Regions from separate parts of the Homo sapiens genome. Here region 2 is linked to region 1. Evidence: chromatin contacts called from ENCODE Hi-C or POLR2A ChIA-PET data. All regions are on one chromosome and are shown on one strand. The core of a region is the stretch at or near the end of the contact, and the rest is flanking DNA. Distances in the headings are between cores, read along the strand shown.

Evidence for each region. A loop is a pair of places that touch in the nucleus more often than their neighbours do. ChIA-PET counts read pairs that join two places held with the same protein, here RNA polymerase II (POLR2A). Pooled maps may share reads with other maps.
Region 2: a loop to region 1 is called in a pooled map, with 8 times the contacts of the local background. The contact joins the promoter of FBXL12 here to the promoter of HSD11B1L in region 1. A Hi-C loop is called at or near these places in 5 of 50 pooled maps. POLR2A ChIA-PET finds 5 or more read pairs at or near these places in 2 of 52 experiments (B cell and SK-N-SH).

The regions. Positions count from the first base shown.
Region 1 is chr19:5,678,205-5,684,321 of GRCh38, forward strand. It overlaps HSD11B1L (hydroxysteroid 11-beta dehydrogenase 1 like), which reads left to right and starts at 2,823. Exons shown (of 8, transcript NM_198706.3): 1 at 2,823-3,067. It overlaps MICOS13 (mitochondrial contact site and cristae organizing system subunit 13), which reads right to left and starts at 2,312. Exons shown (of 4, transcript NM_205767.3): 1 at 2,254-2,312; 2 at 1,382-1,559; 3 at 1,141-1,192; 4 at 218-444. The coding sequence starts at 2,282. The coding sequence ends at 347. LOC107985320 (a long non-coding RNA gene) reads left to right here. Exons shown (of 3, transcript XR_007067107.1): 3 at 1-125. RefSeq lists enhancers at 1,401-1,540, 1,921-2,030, 2,061-2,140, 2,161-2,260, 2,271-2,740 and a silencer at 2,791-3,000.
Region 2 is chr19:9,815,141-9,821,257 of GRCh38, forward strand. It overlaps FBXL12 (F-box and leucine rich repeat protein 12), which reads right to left and starts at 3,939. Exons shown (of 3, transcript NM_017703.3): 1 at 3,588-3,939; 2 at 3,405-3,477. The coding sequence starts at 3,673. LOC124900430 (small nucleolar RNA SNORA70) reads left to right here and starts at 4,814; the gene lies at 4,814-4,954. It also overlaps the pseudogene RPL10P15. RefSeq lists silencers at 3,431-3,590, 4,041-4,130, 4,351-4,500.

The DNA of each region.
Region 1 (6,117 bases), core at 1,573-4,072:
ACTTTCCTGGCCCCAGAGCACAGCCTCTGGAGCACCGGGAGCAGCCGCTCTGACCTCTGACTCCCCGCACCAGAGCAGACGGCAAAGGGGAGTGCTATGGCCTGTGGTCAAGGTCAAGCCCTGACAAGCCATCAGGAGCCAGAAGCCCAGGCCTCGGTGCTCTGGGCACCACCAGGCCAACCCTGTGCTCCCTGGGGCCAGCACACGGGTCAGGGAACACTTCTGAAGTCCTTTATTGGGCCGGCAAGGCCGGGAGCTGCCCTCGGAGTGGGGTCCCAGTCCGGAGTCTTCAGGTCAGTGGCAGCCCTGCCCGTTCTGGCCGGGGCAGGCGGCCCCTGCTGACTCGCTACTTGGTGCGCGCCTTCACATACTCCCAGCCCTCCTTGGAGTACTCGCGGGCCTTGGAGGGGGCCACCGACAGAGCTGACATCACCGTCATGATGCCTGTGGGAAAGGGACGGCCACTGGTGATACTCCCCTCCCAGCCTCACCCAGCCTCCAACCCCTGGGAAACTCTAGAGTTTGTTTTGGGCGGTGGGGGGTGGGTGGGGGGCGGGGATGGAGTCTCACTCTGTCTCCCAGGCTGGAGTGCAGTAGTGCAATCTCGGCTCACTGCAACCTTCGCCTCCTGGGTTCAAGCGATTCTCTTGCCTCAGCCTCCCAAGTAGCTGGGACTACAAGTGCGCCACCATACCAGGCTAATTTTTGTATTTTATTTTTTTGAGATGGAGTCTCGCCCTGTCGCCCAGGCTGGAGTGCAGTGGTGCAACCTCGGCTCACTGCAACCTCTGCCTCCTGGGTTCAAGCAATTCTCCTGCTTCAGCCTCTCAAGCAGCAGCTGGGATTACAGGTGTGCACCACCACGCACGGTTAATTTTTGTATTTTTAGTAGAGATGGGGTTTCACCATGTTGCCCAGGCTGGTCTCGAACTCCTGACTTCAGATGATCCGCCCACCTCAGCCTCCCAAAGTGCTGGGATTACAGGCGTGAGCCACTGTGCTCGGCCTCCTTTCCCTTTTAGATCCCTAAGAGACACGTGTCGGGCAGGAAGGAGGATGGACAGAAAGGAATGGCCAGGAAGTGGGGAGAGGGGCTAGACTGGGGTGTCTCCCTCCAAGCAAAGAAACTGGGTGCCTTACCTGCATTCCAGGAGTCACGGATGGGAAAGTAAATCTTTGGAGGGGCTGGGAGCTGGGAAAAAGAGATGGGCAGAAAGAACTGGTGAAAAGGCTCAGCAGCCCATCCCCAGAGGCGGAGGGAGGAGGACAGGCCGGAGAATCAGGTCAGCATCAATATGGAGGACAACATCGTGCAGGGCTGGAGGGACCTCCCAGAGCTGACCACCCGCCAAACCCTGGCCTCGTTCCCGGCCCGTAGTACCTGGGGTATCTGCAGGCCTGTCTGCTGACACACGTACTGGCTGAACTGGTACATGGCGGGGGGGACCACCTCCCCAGCCTTCTGTAGGGCTGCCTGGCTCTTGTCGCTGGGCCCCAGCAGCTCCTGGTCGTACACCAGGTAGACGGCGCCCCCAGCCACACTTCCCTTGATGAGGAACCTGCGGGCAGGGACGGGAGGAGCAGAAGCTCAGCGGACACTGACAGCCACCCTCAGGGGCCAAGGCCCACGGGGAGAGTGAGACCCTCCTGAGGGCTCACCGTCCACAGGGTGACACTCTGTAGTGCAGCACCGTCGACCCAGACCCCTATTATATACAGCACTCGTTTTACAACGTGCAAGGCAGGGCGGCTGGACGCCACTTGAACTGATGAACTGAAACCCAGAGGGGGAGAGTGGGTCACTCAAAGTCCCACAGTGAGCAGGGGCAGTGAAGACGTAAGATCTTGACCTTCTAGAAGCCTTCCAGCCCTGGAGAAACCAAGTGTCCCTGGGCGCCTCCTGCCCGCTGTCACTCGCAGCTCCGAGCACGCATTCACTTCTCATCCACGCCAGCGGCAGGATTCACCGGCATTCCCACCTCACAGAGAAGACAACTGAGGCTCGGAGGCGGAGGCTGACACCGCGAACTGAACGCCAAGGGCTCGCTGGGAAGCAGGAGGGAGGGGATTGGCGACCTCGGGAAGCCCCGCCCCTCTGAAGCCTCAGTTTCCCTATCTGGCCCATAGGCGGGGAACGAAGGGGAAGTGACTCTAAGGGAAGCGAAGAGCAGATCGGGACCAGACTGGAGACAGGGATGCCCACAAAAATGGACTTTTTCGGGGACTCGGGTCCCCTCCGGCGCCCCCACGCACCTCATCAGCGACCACACCCGGGCCACCATGGTCGCTCGGATCCACGCGCAAGGACACTCGGCTCGCCCGCCGCTTCCTGTCGCGGCGCCGCAGAGGCCTCTGGAAGGTGTAGTCTTTCTTGCCCGACGCAAGGTCCTCTGGGAGTCGTGGTGTCTTGCGGCTCTGAGACTCCAGAGAAGGGCTGCGGTCTCGCAGCGGAGGGCCGCTGGGAAATGGACGCTTTAAGGCCCGGGCCGCCGCAAGGCTGTCTGGGAAATGTAGTCAGCACGGCGCTGTTTGCACCTGGCCGCGGAGCCTCCTGGGAAATGTAGTTCGGCCCGGCCCTGGCACCGTGAGGGGAAAGAGGCGTCAGGTGCCTGGCTGAAGCCTGAAGGTGACCCGAAAACAAGTCAGAGCCCGAGAGATCCACCCGCGCCCGCGCGGGGGACCAAGGGCCCGGATTTAAGAAGAGTGTGCCTACAAGGCGGTTGTCACGGCAACGAGAGGGCGGGATTGTTCGAGCGCTGCGGCCCCCTCACGTGATCGATTCGGAGGCGGGGCGTCCGCCCAGTGGGCGGGGCCGGGCCCCTGCTGGGAGGCGAAGACCAGGCGGGCACTGTTGCCCGGCGACGCTCCGGCGCTGGGTCCCCGAGGCCCGGCCCCTCCCCGGGAGGAGGTGGGCTTCGAGTCACGTGACCCGTGCCCTACGGGAGGGGGTGCGGTCGGGGACCCGGCAGGAGGCGGCCGAGAAGAGAGGACCGTGGGGGCGTTCGCGTGGCTCCCAGCCCGGGACCCCACCCCCGCTGGACAGTGGGGGAAACTGAGGCCTGAGCGGGTGAGTGCACGGTTTAGGGGTGCGCAGAGGGTCACACGCCCGCTTTGTTCAGAGGGGAAGCTAAGGCCCGCCGAGGTCAAGAAGGGGCCGATGCGTTCTGCAGGGCTTCCCCCCATTTCTCCCGCATTTCGGCCGGGCTGCTTCAACCGTTCATCTGCCCATCCATCCATCTGTCCCCCACCCGTCTATCCATCTGGCCATCCACCCATCTATCCTTCCATCTATCCATCCACACTTCCGTTCATCCATCTGTCCGCCCATCCATTCATCCATCTGCTCCCCCCATCCTTCCACTCATCCATCTGTCCACCCATCCATCTATTTATCTGGCCACCCACTCATCTATCCGTCCATCCATCCATCCATCCATCCATCCATCCATGCATCCGTCCGTCCATCCATCCATCCATCCATCCATCCATTTATGTGTTCCCATTTATCCATTCATACATCCATCCACTCATCCATCTATCCACCCATACATCTCTCCGTCCATCATCCATCCATCCACCCATCCATCTATTCATCTGGCCATCCACCCATCCATCCTTCTATCTATGCATCCATACATGCATCTGTCCATCTATCCATTCATCCATCCACCCATCCGTCCACCCGTCAGTCCATCTGGTCCCACTTCCCCCTGCCGGGCTGCTGCAGTCAGTGTAGAGCTGGGGGTGGAAAGAGGGATGAGCAGAGGAGCTTCATGGGCTGTCCCTGGAAGGGGAAAAGGTGGAAGCTCGTTTCTTGCTGTGGGCATGCCTGGTGTGTCTGGGAAAGGTGAGGAGTTCATTATTTTGAGAACTGAACGATTCATAGATGGGGCCGTGGGAGAGAAGGATAGACAGGTAGTCAGGGGCTATACCTGCAGGGCCTCATGGGGTGCAGTGAGGAGCCTGGTTTCCATCAGTTGCAGTGGGGACCCCTGAGAGGGTTTGGAGCAGGAAGGGCCATGGCCATGTTGCTTTTGACACAGACGCCTTTGGCTGCATTGACAGAAGAGGCAGGGAGAGAATGAGTATGGACATGGGGAAGCCAGTGTGGAGGTGGGGGAGACCAAATCGGAGATGGAAGGGAGGCCAAAGGAAAGATGGGGGTGGTCAGGCCCGGGGTAGGGTCTAGGAGGGAGGTGACAATCTGGGAGTCCTGGAGAGAGAGAGGAAGGGACAGCTGGGGAGAGACTGGAGAGGGAGAACTGATAAGATCTGAAAACCATGAGCTCGTGGGGGTGAAAGGATAGAAGGAGGTGAGGACAATACCTGGGTCTCCCATTTAGGGACAGGGGATAGTGGGGCTATTTCTGTGATGGTGAGCTGGGAAGAGAAGCAGGTATGGGGTGACATGCTGAGCCTGGATTGGGTCCTGCTGGTTCTAAGGGGCCTGGAGGTTGTCAGGAGGAGACACCCAGAAGACAGCAGAGGCAAAGAACCTAGGGCTGGACCTACAGATGGGAGATTTAGGGACTCCTCAATGATCCGCTCCATCTGGTCTGTCTCAGCTTCCTGGTTCTGGAAGTCCCCTTCCCCTTGTCCCATTGACTTTTTTTTTTTTTTTTTTTTTTTTTTAGACAGAGTCTCACTCTGTTGCCCAGGCTGGAATGCAGTGGGGCGATCTCAGCTCACTGCAATCTCCACCCCGCTGGGTTCAAGCAATTCTCCTGCCTCAGCAGGAGACCCCATCTCTACAAAAAATACGATGATTAGTTGGGCGTGCTGGTGCACCCACTTGTAGTCCTAGCTGCTCCATTGGCTGGGATCACAGGCATGTGCCAGCATGCCCAGCTAATTTAGTATTTTTAGTAGAGACTGGGTTTCTCCATGTTGGTCAGGCTGGTCTCGAACTCCCAGCCTCAAGTGATCCGCCCACCTCGGCCTCCCAAAATGCTGGGATTACAAAGTGTAATCCCAGCCTGTGCAACAAGAGTGAAACTCAGTCTCAAAAAAAAAAAAAAAAAAAAAGAACCTGGACTGTTTCTCTCTTTCACCTTCTCCCTGGAATTAGTGAATCAGCTCCCATAGCTGAAATCATAAATCATATCTTCATCTGGATGACGCAGGCACCTCTGTCTCCAACCCAGCCCCATGTGTCAAATGCCTTCTGGGTGTCTCCAGAGAGCGAGCTGTCTCTTGGCTTCCTCACCTCTCGCCTCCCACGTGCCTCATATCACTCCATGATCAATCTGGTACCTATTGAGCACCTACTGTGTACCTGGCACAGTTTTGGGCCCTGAAGACCCAATAGGGAACAAAGTAGAAGATTTCCATTTCCTTCCTGCCCTTATGGAGCTGATGGTCTACAGGGAGAGAAGGATGGTGGAACGAGTAACAAATGGTCCTTGGGCTGGGCACGGTGGTTCACACCTGTAATCCCAGCACTTTGGGAGGCTGAGGCGGGAGGATCACTTGAGCCCAGGAGTTCAAAATCAGCCTGGGCAGCATAGTGAGACCCCATCCCTACAAAAAATACGATGATTAGTTGGGTGTGCTGGTGCGCCCACCTGTAGTCCCAGCTGCTCCATTGGCTGAGGCAAGAGGATTGCTTGAGCCCAAGAGGTCCAGGCTGCAGTGAGCTATGGTCGCACCACTGCACTCCAGCCTGAGCAACAGAGTGAGACTCTGCCTCAAAAATAAAAAAAAATAAAAATAAAAAAATAAATAATAAAAAAAGGAGGCCCTCACTTGAAGGAGGTCACTGTTCTTTTTTTGTTTGTTTGTTTGTTTTTGATACGGAGTTTCGCTCTTGTTGCCTAGGCTGGAGTGCAATGGCAAATCTCGGCACACTACAACTTCTGCCTCCCAGGTTCAAGCGATTCTCCTGCCTCAGCCTCCCAAATATCTGGATTACAGGCATGTGCGTGCCTCAGCCCCCTGAGTAGCTGGGATTACAGGCGCCTGCCACCGCGCCCGGCTAATTTTTGTATTTTTAATAGAGATGGGGTTTCACCATGTTGGCCAGGCTGGTCTCGAACTCCTGATCTCAAGTGATTTGCCCGCCTCAGCCTCCCAAAGTGCTGGGATTCCAGGCATGAGCCACCACATCCAGCTGAAGGA
Region 2 (6,117 bases), core at 2,689-5,188, 4.1 Mb after region 1:
GTAAATGCAGCCATTCCAAATGGGAGAAATTGGCCAAAACAAAGGGGTTACAGGGCCCATGCAAGTCTGAAATCCAGTGGGGCAGTCAAATTTTAAAGCTCCAAAATTATCTCCTTTGATTCCAGGTCTCACAACCAGGTCACACTGATGCAAGAGGTGGGTTCCCATGGTCTTGGCCAGCTCCGCCCCTTGTGGCTTTACAGGGTACAGCCTCCCTCCCAGCTGCTTTCACAGGCTGGTGTTGAGTGTCTGAAGCTTTTCCAGGTGCATGGTGCAAGCTGTGGGTGGATCTACCATTCTGGAGTCTGGAGAACAGTGGCCCTCTTCTCACAGCTCCACTAGGCAGTGACCCAATAGGGACTCTGTGTGGGGGCTCTGACCCCACATTTCCCTTCCACACTGCCCTAGCAGAGGTTCTCCATGAGGGCCCCACCCCTGTAGCAAACTTTTGCCTGGACATCCAGGCATTTCCACACATCTTCTGAAATCTAGGCAGAGGTTCCTAAACTTCAATTCTTTTTTTTTTTTTTTGAGATGGAGTTTCGCTCTTGTCACCCAGGCTGGAATGCAATGGCACGATCTTGAGTCACTGCAACCTTTGCCTCCCGGGTTCAAGCGATTCTCCTGCCTCAGCCTCCCGAGTAGCTGGGATTACAAGCATGCGCCACCACGCATTTGTTGTATTTTTAGTAGAGATGGGGTTTCACCATGTTGGCCAGGCTGGTCTTGAACTCCTGACCTCAAGTGATCCGCCTGCCTTGGCCTCCCAAAGTGCTGGGATTATAGGCGTGAGCCACTGTGCCTGGCCCTGAACCTCAGTTCTTGGCTTCTGTGCACCAGCAGGCTCAAGACCATGTGGAAGCTGCCAAGACTTGGGGCTTCCACCCTCTGAAGCCACAGCCCGAGTTATACGTTGGCCCCTTTCAGCTACAGCTGGAGCAGCTAGGGCACAGGACACCAAGTCCCAGGGTGAACATAGCACAGGGACCCTGGGCCCCCAGGAAACCACTTTTTCCTCCTGGGCTTCCAGGCCTGAGATGGGAGGGGCTGCCGTGAAGGTCTCTGACATGGCCTGGAGACATTTTCCCCATGGTCCTAATTAGGTTCCTTGCTACTTATGCAAATTTCTGCATCTGGCTTGAATTTCTCCCTAGAAAATGGGTTTTTCTTTTCTATCACATAGTCAGGCTACAAATTTTCCAAACTTTTCTGCTCTGCTTCCCCTATAAAACTGAATACCTTTAACAGTACCCAAGTCACCTCTTGAATGCTTTGCCACTTAGAAATTTCTTCCACTAGATACCCTAAAACATCTTTCTCAAGTTCAAAGTTCCACAAATCTCTAGGGCAGGGGCAAAATGCCATCAGTCTCTCTGCTAAAACATAACAAGAGTCACCTTTACTCCAGTTCCCAACAAGTTTCTCATCTCCATCTGAGACCACCTCAGCCTGGACCTTATTGATCATACCACTATCAGCATTTTGGGCAAAGTCACTCAACAAGTCTCTAGGAAGTTCCAAACTTTCCCACATTTTCCTGTCTTCTTTTGAGCCCCCCATACTGTTCCAACCTCTGACTGTTACCCAGTTCCAAAGATGCTTCTACATTTTTGGGTATCTTTTCAGCAACGCCCCACTTACCGCTACCAATTTACAGTATTAGTCTGTTTTCACACTGCTGCTAAAGACATACCTGAGACTGGGAAGAAAAAGAGGTTTAATTGAACTTAAGTTCCACATGGCTGGGGAGGCCTCAAAATCATGGCGGGAGGTGAAAGGCGCTTCTTAACATGTTGATGGCAAAAGAAAATGAGAAAGAAGCAAAAAAGGAAACCCCTGATAAACCCATCAGATCTTGTGAGACTTATTCACTATCACAAGAATAGCATGGGAAAGACTGGCCCCATGATTCAATTACTTTCCCCGGGTCCCTCCCACAACACGTGGGAATTCTGGGAGATAGAATTCAAGTTGAGATTTGGGTGGGGACACAGCCAAACCATATCATGAACCAAGAGAGAAAGAAACATGTTTTAATGAATCTTCTCAGGCGGCTGAGGCAGGAAGATGGCTTGAGCCCAGGAGATGGAGGTTGCAGTATGTTATGATTTTGCCACTGCCTGGGTGACAGAGTGAGATCCATCTCAAAAAAATAAATTAGAAAAAGATAAACTGCAGAGCATAAATGTTATGGGCTACTTTTGACAGAGGAATCAAATCTTCCTTGCCAAATTTAGACCCGTGTGGGTCAGCAGAAATTGACTAGAAATAGTGGCCACCGAATGGTAACTCACAAGGGTAGCAGTTAAAGTTGGTAAAATTTTAAATGCACACAAAACCAATGGACGAATCAACTTTTCCTCGCAAAACCAACAACTAAGTTTCAACAACTGAGAAAAAGTTTCATATTATCAGGCCAGACACTGTGGCTCACACCTGTAATCCCAGCACTTTGGGAGACTGAGGTTGGGGGACAGCTTCAGTCCAGGAGTTCGAGACCATCCTGGGCAACATAGCAAGACTCTGTCCTTAAAAAAAGAACTTCAAAAGCAACTGTATTAAAGGGAGTTACAGATGGATATATACAGTAAAATTGTTTAAAAGTAGAACACTATCTAAATAGTAGAACAGCATTACCCGAAGTTCAGAAATACATTACTAACACTATAATTGTTTTTGGACACACACATATGAAGTAACGTAAAAGGAAGGGTGCAAATTCACTTTATAATAGCAATTATCTATGAAGACAGTTTCAAAAAGGGCAACAAATATATCTATAAATGTTTTGAGCCAGTTGCTGTGGCTCATGCCTGTAATCTGAACACTTTGGGAGGCTAAGTCGGGAGAATCACTTGAGCCCAGGAGTTCGAGACCAGCCTGGGCAGCATAGTGAGACTCCGTCTCTACAAAAAATAAAAAATTAGCAGGTGTAGTGGCGAGCGCCCGTGGTTCCAGCTACTCAGGAGGCTGATGCGAGAGGATCGCTTGAGCTTGGGAGGTCGAGGCTGCAATCGCACCACTGCACTCCAGCCTGAGCAGCAGAGCGAGACTCTGTCTCAAAAACAAAACAAAAACTTGATAACATAGTCATAAATTAGCATTTATCGAATGATAAATATGTGCCAGACTGTTCTAAGCCCTTTCCCTGCGTGATCTCAGTGAAGTCCCATAATAGCCCCGTGAGGCAGGTACTGTCCTTTATCCCCATTGCAGGGATGAGGAAATTGAGGCCCTGAGGTCGAAGAGGAGCTGGTAAGCGATGATGCCGAGATAGGCCCCGGATCGCCTGGCTCTAAATCCCCAGCCCGGGCCCCGACACACAGTCCCAGGGTGGGAGAGGTGGTCTTCGGGGTCCGGGCACCGCGACCGCGGCCCAGGCCCGCCCGGCCAGCTGCGCGTACCGTGTAGAGCGTCAGGTCGACATGTCGCCACAGCCACCGGTCGTCCACCAGCCTCTTCCAGCGGTGACAGACCCTGGGGGAGGGGACGCGCGGTTAGAACGACCCCAGCCCCGGGCCACATCGCATCTCCAGGTGCCAGCTGCGCCCTCCGCCCTGCCCTTCCCCCCGGAGGCGGGGCCGCACCTGGAGATGCGGATCCGGTCCCGTACCGGGAGGTAAGAGAAGATCTCGAGCAGGACCGAGTCCGGCAGTTCGACCAAAGTCGCCATGATCCCGCCGACACGCACTTCCGCTTCCGGTTAAAGAGACCCGAGGGGTCCTGGGGGCGCCGAGGCGGCTGACAGGGCGGCGGCCGCGACCTTCCCGTAGCCGGTCGAGAAATTTGACCTTCCTCTCGCTGGGAAGTGATTCGGTCCCAGGGCCGGACCAGCCGCGGATGGGGACCAGAAACCAGCCTGGAAAGCGTGGCTGAGGCAGTGAGAGGCTTGCGGGAGGTGGCTGAGGCGTGATTTGGCCGCGACTGGGAACTAAGACCAAGTCCAGAAGGCGGGGCTGGAGTGAGGCGAAGCTCGGAGGCGGGGCTAGAGACGAGGACCAAGTCCGGAAGGCGTGGCCGGGGTGGGGTGAGGATCGGAGGCGGGGCTAGAGACCAGGACCAAGTCCGGAAGGCGTGGCTGGGGTGGGGCGAGGATCGGAGGCGGGGCTAGAGACGGGGACCAAGTCCGGAAGGCGTGGCTGGGGAGGGGCGAGACCCGGGGACGGGGCTAGAGGCGAGGCCCAAGCCCGGAAGGCGTCGCTGGAGTTGGGCGAGGCTCAGGGGCGGAGCCAGAGAACGGAACCAAGTCCAGAAGGCGGGGCTGGGGCGCGGCTAGGGGGCGGGGCTAGAGACGAGGACCAAGTCCAGAAGGCGTGGCTGGGGTGGGGCGAGGATCAAGCCCGGAAGGCGCGGCTGGAGCGGGGCGAGGCCTAGGTGGGGCTGCAGACGAGAACCACGCCTTGGAGGCGTGGCTAGGGCGGGTAGAGGCTCGGACAACCGCTGGAAGGCGGGGCTGGGGCGGGGCGAGACCTTGGGGGCGGGGTTGACGACGAGGACCTAGCCGAGAGGTCGTGGTCTGGACGGAAACCAGGCTGCAGCAGGACCAGGCGCCAAGGGCGTGGCTGGGGAGCGATGGAGACGCTCGGAAGGTGGGGAGCGGGGGACGGAGACAGGGAGAAGACTACGCCATGAAGGCGTGGTTGAGGCGGGGCGAGGCCTGTGGGTCTGGCCCCGAGCGAATGGCTTGGTAGAGAGTCAGAGAACTCTATTTTTTTACTTAATGATGCTTCTTGATGTCTATGCACAAGGATAAATTTGTATTACTGGAATATCGTGGCCAAAGGACCTGTTGAATTTTTCACTTTCATTGATACTACAGATATTTTCTGAATTGGCAAGTCCACCAAGAAACTATAAAAATGTGTGTGTGCAATGGCTGCACACAGCAGCTTCCTTGGTAGTGTACGCAGCCTGTTGGTTGTATGGGTTGCTCTAAGGGACCTTGGAGACAGGCCTTTCCGATGGATGTTCATGTTTCTAACCTTGCACTACCACAATGTAGGCTCCAAACAGGCATGTGAGGTGCCTTTGGAAAGCCCCAGGGCACTGTGGCCAGGGTTGACATTGGCCAAGTTATCATGTCCATCCGCACCAAGCTGCAGAACAAGGAGCATGCGATTGAGGCCTTGCGCAGGGCCAAGTTCAAGTTTCCTGGCCGCCAGAAGATCTACATCTCAAAGAAGTGGGGCTTCACCAAGTTCAATGCTGATGAATTTGAAGACATGGTGGCTGAGAAGCGGCTCATCCCAGATGGCTGTGGGGTCAAGTACATCCCCAATCGTGGCCCTCTGGACAAGTGGCTGGCCCTGCACTCATGAGGGCTTCCAATGTGCTGCCCCCCCTATTAATACTCACCAATAAATTCTACTTCCTGTCCAAAAAAAAAAATGTGTGTGTGTGTGTGTGTGTGTGTGTGTGTATATATATATATATATATATATACACACACACACACACACGCACGCCTCCTGAAGCCAGGAGGCGGAGATTGCAGTGACCTGAGATCGCGCCACCACACTCCAGCCTGAGTGACAGAGCGAAACTCCGTCTCAAAAAAAAAAAAAAAGAATATGAAAGAGATTGTGGAGGTTGCAGTGAGCCCAGATCGCGCCACTGCACTCCAGCCTGTGCGACGGGTGCGAGACTCCATCTCAAAAAAAAAAAAAAATCATGTTACTGCAAAGGACATGATTTCATTATCTTTTTTTTTTTTTAAATTTGGGACAGGGTCTCTCTCTGTCACCCAGTCTGGAGTGCAGTGGCGAAATTATAGCTCACTGCAGCCTTAACCTCTGGGGCTCAAGTGATCCGATCCTTCCACCTCAGTCTCCCGAGTAGCTGGGACTGTAGGCACATGCCAACACGCCCGGCTAATTTTTGTTTTGTTTTTTGAGATGAAGTCTTGCTGCATCACCCAGGCTGGAGTGCAGTGGCACAATCTCGGCTCACTGCAACCTCCGCCTCCCAGGTTCAAGTGATTCTCCTGCCTCAGCCTCCCGAGTAGCTGGGACTACAGGCGCCCGCCACCATGTCCGGCTAATTTTTATGTTTTTAGTAGAGATCAGGTTTCACTATATTGGCCAGGCTGGTCTCAAACTTCTGACCTCAGGTGATCCA